Linked DNA regions of Homo sapiens: region 1 is linked to region 2. A link is a contact called in ENCODE Hi-C or POLR2A ChIA-PET data. All regions are on one chromosome and are shown on one strand. Each heading gives the region's core, a stretch centred on a gene start or an enhancer-like site at or near the end of the contact. The rest is flanking DNA. Distances are from core to core; before and after follow the strand shown. Region 1 has its middle 43 kb from the start of FOXO6-AS1. Region 2 overlaps FOXO6 (forkhead box O6).

Region 1 (3,718 bases), core at 389-2,888, 36 kb before region 2:
CATAATGGCAACTTGGGCAGTGCACCTCGGAATGCTAATGAAGGCGGCCGCTGATGGGGAGAGAGCCAGCCTGGCCTTCCCTCTGAGGCCTGCTGGGAGGGGGCAGGACCTTGCCCACCACTGGGCTGTGTGATTGGGACAAAGCTGGGCCTCACTCTGAGCAGCAGTTTCTTCCTCTGGAGATGGGGCTACTATGTACTACTCAGGAGGGGTAAGTTCAAGTCCTTAAGTGAGGACTTAAAATTCTGTGCGCCCCCATTTTCATCCCTCAGGCAAAGATCTCAGGACTTGTGATAGTGGTTACAGTCAACATTTGCTATGTATGACTGTCTCCATAAGACAGAGTCATGCTCCCCTTCTACTGACGGAACTCAAGAGTCCCTGCTTTGGACAAGGGAGACTGCAGGAAGCTGGATCCAGTCTCAGGTATCGCACCTAGGGATGGTTACAACTTTCCTCATTCTACAGATGGAGACGATACCTGACTCACAACACCCAGGATCGTAATCTCTCTACGCATGTGACCCAGGCCCAGCACCTCCCTATGTGGTGAGGTCACAGCTCTGCCCATGGCCCTGCCTGCTCCCTCAGTGCCAACCTGCCTAGGGAAGAACATAGATCTTAGATCCAGAAAGCCCAACTCTGCACGTACAGCTGAGCAACCAGGAACAAGCCTGCCCCCTCTCTCTGAGCCTCATTTTGCCTGTCTATAAAATGAGGATGATAACTCAGGTAAAACACACACACAGTGCCTGGCACAGAGTAAGTGCCCAACCAAGGTTAGACAGTTTAAAGATCCTCACGAGCCCTTCATGAGATAGGATCTATTACCCCCCATTCTGCAGATAAGTAAACTGAGACTCAGAGAGGTTTAGCAACTTGCCAAAGGTCACAGAGCTAAGCAGCAGAAGGAGCAGGAGCTGGGGCTCAAACCAGGTCGGCTTGTCTCCAAAGGGCTCAGGATGGAAGAGGAGTAGATGGGGCCCCAATCCTGTAGGCAAGAAAAGGAAGAGGGAGGGGTAGAGAAGGGAAGGAGGAGAGAAAACAGAAGGGAGGGCTGTCATTGGCAGAGGACGCCCTGGCAGAGGTGAGGCCAGGTGCAAGCAACTGCCTTAGGCAGAGGTTCAGACCCAACAGGCGCCAGTGGGGGCAGTGCCAGGCTGGCGGTGGACGCCCTCACCCTCGCTCTGTTCTCCAGTGACCTTGCCGGCTCAGCCTGTGCCACCAGCATCCCAATGAGGTTCTGCAGGCAGGAGTTTGGGGTGGCACTCCCACATGACAGGACTCAACAGGTCCTCCCCCTGCTAGGAACAGAGTCAGGGTTCTGCTCTCCTCCCCTGGTGGCCAAGTGCCCCCAGGAGCTCTATTTGGGGCCACAGAGGCAGGAGGTGGGCCTGAGCCCCGAGCAGCCAACAGCCTGAGATGGCCCCCAACCAACCCGGGAGACCTGGGGCACCTGGAGGGTGGGTGGGGCCCACCTACAGCTGCCAGGCTCCCTGCCATTGCCTACGGTCCCCGCCCATCTCTGACAGCTGGGAATTCCTTGGGCATGACAAAGTTGACCGGGCCGGGGCTGGGAGCCTGGCCTGGCAGCCTAGGCAGGGTTCCGGTTACAGCTCTGGATGCAAGCTGGCTGTGAGTCCATGGGCACGTCACTTCCCCTCCCTGGGACTCAGCCTCGCCATGGCCAGCGGTGGCAGTGCTGGCCTAGCTAAAATGACTTTCCAGTGCAGGAAATCTCAGAATCTGGATTCACAGAAGCCAGGGCTTGGAAGGAACCTCAGGCTGTGATTTCCTAATACTGGTGTGCAGCTGACAGTGTCAAAATTACCCTGGGAATGTGTGAAAATGTAGATCTAGGGGATCCCCTCCACCCCCAGCAGAGGAGTAGACTGCGGACCCAGGCACCTGCAGATTTGACAAAAAGCATCCCAGACCCACACTCTCGGAGGGCTTCTTGCCACTTCTGCAGAGGGGAGGCTCTTCCAGAGATGGGATGCCCCAGGATCCCTGAGCCTCCCCACATCTTTGCAGCTTCATCCCCTGGGGCTCCTCAGAAACCTAGAGCCGAGTTCCAGCTTTCACTCCCACCAGCAAACTTTCCGTAGAATTCTCTGCCAGCACCTCTCTGTCTAGGTCCTCTCCACCCAGGCCACAATTACTGGCCACTCCCACTTTCCCTCCCACCCAAAGCAGAAGGCTAGGTTTTTTTGTTTTCTTCTTTTTTAATTGAGGTAAGATTTGCATACAGTAAGGGGCACTATTTTGAAGTGAACAGCTCGATGTATTTCTACCTCTGAACCCTCCGGGTCACTACCCCCCAGGCTAAGCTCTAGACCGTTTCACTCACCCCAGGGAGCTCCCATCAAGACCCCTTGCCTTGCCTCCCACACTGTTCTGAGTCCATCACCATGGATGGGATGTGAGAGGCCTGTTTCTGGAGTGATCTGTGCTTTCAGCCCCTGGAATGCAGGCTCCATGAGGACAGGCTGTCCTACTCCTTGCATTGCCTGGCACCAGGCAGGTGCTGGGAAACTGTGGCCCCCTCCAGTGGCTCCCACTGGCTCCTAGACATTTCCCTTCCGCTTTCTCCCTCACACAGCTCAGACACTGACCCCAGCCACGCCCATATCCAAGCTCACACCCACCCTTGCCCCATGCATTTCCTCCAGCGGTGCTTCCCACTTAGGGTGGGGTGGCCCCTAGCTCCTACCCACTGTGGCCTCCCTCACCCCAGAACACTGCACTCATCGTGTTTTGTCTCCTATGCCCGTCCCACACTGCCTCACACATGCTGGGCTTGACAATCGCACTGCCATCCATTAGTCCTACCATACACCCTCATACTCACACATGTGACCATGGGACAGTCACTCCCCCTCTCTGGGTCTCAGTTTCACCATCTGTAAAGTGACACAATCAGGCTAAGTGCATTCTGTGAGCTCCTTTGGCTCTGAAAATAGCAAGTGTAAATACATATTTGTTAGACAAATAAATAGCCCCAAAGAATGGGTCTTCACTGATAGTGGGATTGTAGCATCTGCTGGAGTCATTTTAGAGGCAGAATTCCAAGTGTGGTGTCAAGAGTGCTGGCTGTGGAGCCAACTGCCTGGGTTAAAACCCTGGGTCTCAACTTTCCCATCTGTAAGATGGGGATAATAGTGGGGCAGGGTGAAGACGAAATAGGAGAGTGCACAGAAGCAGTTGTGGTGCAGAGAAGCCTGGCACTCACCTAGTGCACAGTAGAGTTTAGCTCCTACTGGCATTCCCAGGGCCCAGGGTCACTCAGCAAGCCCTGGAGTCCACACCCGCCCAGGACCAGAGGGCAGAGCAAAATGTGGCAGCAGTTTCTGCCGCATGCCACCAGAGGGCACCATGATGCAGCCAAGTGCGCCAAGGCCTCCCTGACTCACCCCAGGAAGACCACTCCTGAGGGAGGAGGGCAGTGCCAGCCAAAGCCTGCCGGCCAGAAGGACAAGGATGAGCCTCCATCCTCCAGAAGGGCTTCCACCACCACAGCCCTTTCTCCAGAAGATGCCCTACACCACCTCAGCCTGACATTCTGTCCATTTCTATCACAGCCTGTGATCCACAACAGCCTAGAGAACACGGATACTTCCTACCAAAGCCATTAGACCCATTTCACAGATGGGGAAACTGAGGCCCAAGAGAAGGCAAGATCAGCCCCAGGTCATGAGTGAATTTTTGTCTTCCTGTT
Region 2 (4,019 bases), core at 1,520-4,019:
GTGGGGCTGGGGCATCTGTCCCAGGGGAGGGGCCATCAGCCTCTATGTGCTCCCCACTTGGCAGGGACACCCGCCATACCAGGTTGGGTCTCAGCCCCAACTCAGAGCCCAGAATCTGTGCGGATTCTACTGGCTCTGAGTTCCTCTGCTCCTCTGCTCTCAGCCACCTCATCAGAGGCAGTGGGGGCTGCACGAGAGCCTGGGTGTTGGAGGTACACACTCAGGGGCTCTGGCCCTTGCCAATAGTGTGACCTCACACAATAATTCCTATCTTATTTACTCCTCAAAACAAATGTGTGAAACAGGTGCTACTGCCCCATCTTTCAGACCGAGAAAGTGAGGCTCCAGAAGGCAAGAACATTGGGTATTCCTTTCTAGGACACCGTCCCCAATCCCCTGGGGTCCTGGTTTTCCTTCTCTTCTCCTCTCAGCCAGTGGGTCCCTCCTGTGCCAAGATGTTCATCAAAGCAGACTTGGACTTCCTGCTCTTCCAACTCTGCAATCCTCCCCCTCCCAAGCCATTTCCAACCCCTCAGTGACACCTTCTGTGTTCCTGATTCTTGACCTCCCTTTCCAGCCCAGACACCTTCTGGGCTCTGACCCCACTATGCAAGTGGACACCTCAGGGCCACTATGTTGCCCAGTGCCAGAGAATGTCATTTCACGCAGTGTGTATGCTCCTGAACATCCCTCCCTCTGCTCCAAATCCCAAAGATTCTCATGAACTATAGCTCAAATGAGCACATCAATTTCCCTAGGGCTCCTCCTGCTTTGGTGTGCCCCATCTCAAGGAATGGCCCTGTCTCCCCAGATACCCAAACAAAAACCAAGCATCAATTGATGCTTCCCTGTCCTTCATCCCCCAGGTCCAATCCACAACCAAGTCCCCAATGACTCCATATCCAAAGTAGATGTGAATTCATCCTTTCCCTTGCAGCCCCACTGTCCTCCCCCATAACTTGGTTTGAGCCACATCAGCACCTCTGGCTGGGCCACACTGTCCCTCTTCCACTGTTGAACCCTCTGGCCCATTAGCCTCCCTGCCATCAGTAATCTGTCCCTCTCTGAACTTTAGCCACACTCAACTGCTTTTGGTTCTGGAATCCACACACCTCTTGACTCTGGGCCTTTGAACATGCCATTTCATCTAAATCCCCTTCCCAATGCCAGTTCCTCCTACCAAGCTTAGCTGAGGCAGCACCAGTCCAGGCACCTTCCCTGACTCAAGTCCAAGATGAGTGCTGCCCCATCATTCATTCCCACGACAGCCCCCAGCTCCTCCTCCGATCAGCACAGCTTTGATCTATAATCGCCTATTTGCTGGCCTGTTCTCCCCAGGAGCCTCTAAGTTCCTTAAGAGTAGAGACTGTGTCCGTGTGGCTCTAGGGCAGCCCCAATGCTTGGTATAAGAACTTAACAGGTGCTCACCGAATCTTCCTGGAATGAACGAGTGCAGGACCTGCGCTGAACACTTTCCATACCTTTCCTCATGCCTGACAGAAGTTCATGAGATGGATGCTACTATTCCATGGTGTAGTCCAGGAAGACAAGGCTTCAGAGGCTGAAAATTTGCCCGAGGTCACACAGCTGGCAAACTGTAGAAAATGGATTCCAACAGCAGTCTGTGCACCTCAAAGGGATCTCTTTTCACCATCTCTACCCTCCTTCCCAAGTCATTTTCTCTCTCTGACCTTGTTTTCTCATCTGTACAATGGGAACAAAAATCGTGCCCAACACAGAGCCTGGCACTAAAGGTTCTCAGTAAATATTTGTGCATCCTCTCCCAATCTCTGAGGCTTATTTAGGACGCATTTTCCTGGGCCAAAACTTCGTGCATGCACATGTTCACAGAAACAGGTGCAGAGCTCGACGAAGCACATCTTCAGCACGGGGGACTCAGTAGGCGCTTAACCAATATGTGCCGGGCAGAGGAGCATTAGTTTAGCAAAGGCTGACGAGTACCCAGACAAAAAGCCACAATAGTGACTCAGGCACATGAACCCTCCCCCTGCCCCAAGTTCCCTGTCAATTATCCTCCGCCACCACTCCCCTTCCTCTAGCCCAAGGCGCGGGAAATATTTAAAACAATTTTATTCATGAAAATATGCTGTACAATGCACTCTACACAGCCTCGACACGGCACACACGCACACGCACACTCTGACGGCACGGCCACGGTACACTGCCTACGATACGCGCCGGGGACGCCGCGCCCACCGCCCGTCCCGGCCGGACACTTATAAATATGGGAGAAGGGCCAGAACTGGCGCGGAGAAAGGGGCGTCGGGGTTGGGGGTGGACGGGGCTGAGGCCCGCTGCAGAAGCTGAGACCAGTACTAGGGGGTGGGGGCGGTTGAAGAGAGGGACTGACTCCGACGGGGGAGGGGAGAAGCGAGGGCCGGCAGGGATGGGAGGGGGAGACTGAACTGTGGGGGTGGCGGTCGTCGGAGGGCGATTTGGGGGTGGAGGGCTGCTCAGGGTGGATGGATATAGGTAGGTGTGAGTTTTCCGCAGAGGGTTGCTGGCTTCGGGTGGGTGAGACTAAGACCAGTGGGAAAGTGTGTCAAGTGGGAATCAGATCCGTGTTTGGGGTGGGCGCGGGGTCACGGCTAGGCCTCCGCAAATGAAACTGAAGATTTGTAAACGCTCCCTGGCCCATCTCCTAGTTGGCTTCCCCGACCACCGTCCACACCAGGCGGCCCACCCCGCTCCTCCCTACTCCCAGCCAGCCTGGAATTCAGCCTCCTCTCCCAGGCTTCCTGCCCAGGAGAAGGGGGTGGATCTCAGGAGTGTGGGCAGGAGCAGTGGGGTGCCCCGGCCCCTCCCTCCCCTTCCCCGGCGGCCGGCCTCCGAGAGGGGTCCCTAGCTGGGCTGGGGCCGCCTCCTGGGGAGCTAGAGTCGGGGGCAGGGACCCGGGAATCAGGATGGGAAGACAGAGGCCCCCTGGGGACGGGACGGGGCGCCCGGAGGCGGGAGGCGGCCCTCAGCCCGGCACCCAGCTCTGGTTGGGGGGCGGGGCCCCGGCCAGGCCCGGCGGCGGCGGAGGCAGGGCCGAATCGAAGTTGAAGTCCATTTCGTCGCTGTCCATGAAGTCGTTGAGGATGATGGACTCCACGTCGCACTCGAGGCTCCCGCTGAACATGTCGAGGTCCAGGTCGGCCGGGAAGCGGTCGGGCGCGGCGCCCAGCGGCCCGGCGGCGGCGGCAGCGTAGGGCCCCGGCAGAGCGTCCAGCAGGAGGCCGCCGGGCGGGCCCCCGAAGGCGGCGGCGTGGCCCGGCGGTGCCAGGCCCGCGGCGCCCGCCTCGCCGGGCAGCGTCATAAGGCTGATGGGGTGGGCTAAGGCACTGCGCGAGGGCGCGGGCGGCGCGTACGGGGCCGCCCCTTTGCCGGGGTAGGCGGCGGCTGCGCCCGCCAGCGCCAGCTCCCCCGGCGCACCCAGCACCGGGCCGGGCCTGGGCGCGGGCCCGCGGCCCGTACGCGTCCTGCGCGCCGTCCAGCAGGCCCTCGGGCAGCCCCGCGCCGCCGCCGCCGTGCAGGCCCAGCGGGCCTCCCAGCTCGGCCAGGCGGGGCAGCTCACCCGGACAGCGCGAGCCCAGCGCCGGCGACAGCGCGCTGGCGGGGCTTGGGTACATGAGCGGCGATGATGGCGCCAGGGCCTCCAGGGCCTCGTCGTCCTCCAGCTCGGCCGCCTCCCCGAGCAGGGGTCTCCCGCCGCCGCGGAAGTCGGCCCAAGCCTCGTAGTCGTCGCTGGCGTGCGAGGCGGGGCTGGCGGCCCACTTGGCTGCGGCAGGCACCGGCCCCGGGGCGGGCGCACTCGGGGAGCTGTCGTCCGGGCTTCGCTCGGGCGCCTGCAGCTGCTTCTTCTTGCTCGCCTTGCCCTTGATGCGCAGGAACTTGGCCCCGTTGTCCATGGACACGGCCCTGCGCCGCGGGGTCTTCCCTGTCTTTCCGCCCTCGGGGTTCAGCATCCACCACGAACTCTTGCCGGTGCCCTCGTTCTGCACGCGGATGAAACGGGT

Evidence for each region. A loop is a pair of places that touch in the nucleus more often than their neighbours do. ChIA-PET counts read pairs that join two places held with the same protein, here RNA polymerase II (POLR2A). Pooled maps may share reads with other maps.
Region 1: a map of ascending aorta shows a loop between it and region 2 (5-fold over the local background). The contact joins two enhancer-like sites. A Hi-C loop is called at or near these places in 7 of 168 maps with a recorded cell type or tissue (PC-3, PC-9, ascending aorta and 4 more) and 9 of 50 pooled maps. POLR2A ChIA-PET finds 5 or more read pairs at or near these places in 6 of 52 experiments (GM12878, H1, MCF 10A and 3 more).

The regions. Positions count from the first base shown.
Region 1 is chr1:41,416,916-41,420,633 of GRCh38, reverse strand. No RefSeq gene overlaps it. Among named protein-coding and RNA genes, the nearest start is that of FOXO6-AS1, 43 kb to the right of the region's middle. RefSeq lists an enhancer at 1,383-1,677 and a silencer at 1,383-1,677. Within about 2 kb of position 1,638, at least 16 of the 41 ENCODE cell types and tissues checked have a DNase peak (open chromatin) inside an H3K27ac peak, as active enhancers do; they include PC-9, ascending aorta and tibial artery, where a contact is called at or near this core.
Region 2 is chr1:41,381,646-41,385,664 of GRCh38, reverse strand. It overlaps FOXO6 (forkhead box O6), which reads right to left. Exons shown (of 3, transcript NM_001291281.3): 2 at 3,457-4,019; 3 at 2,075-3,455. The coding sequence ends at 2,984. Among named protein-coding and RNA genes, the nearest start is that of FOXO6-AS1, 8.0 kb to the right of the region's middle. RefSeq lists a silencer at 3,379-3,428. Within about 2 kb of position 2,769, at least 26 of the 41 ENCODE cell types and tissues checked have a DNase peak (open chromatin) inside an H3K27ac peak, as active enhancers do; they include PC-9, ascending aorta and tibial artery, where a contact is called at or near this core.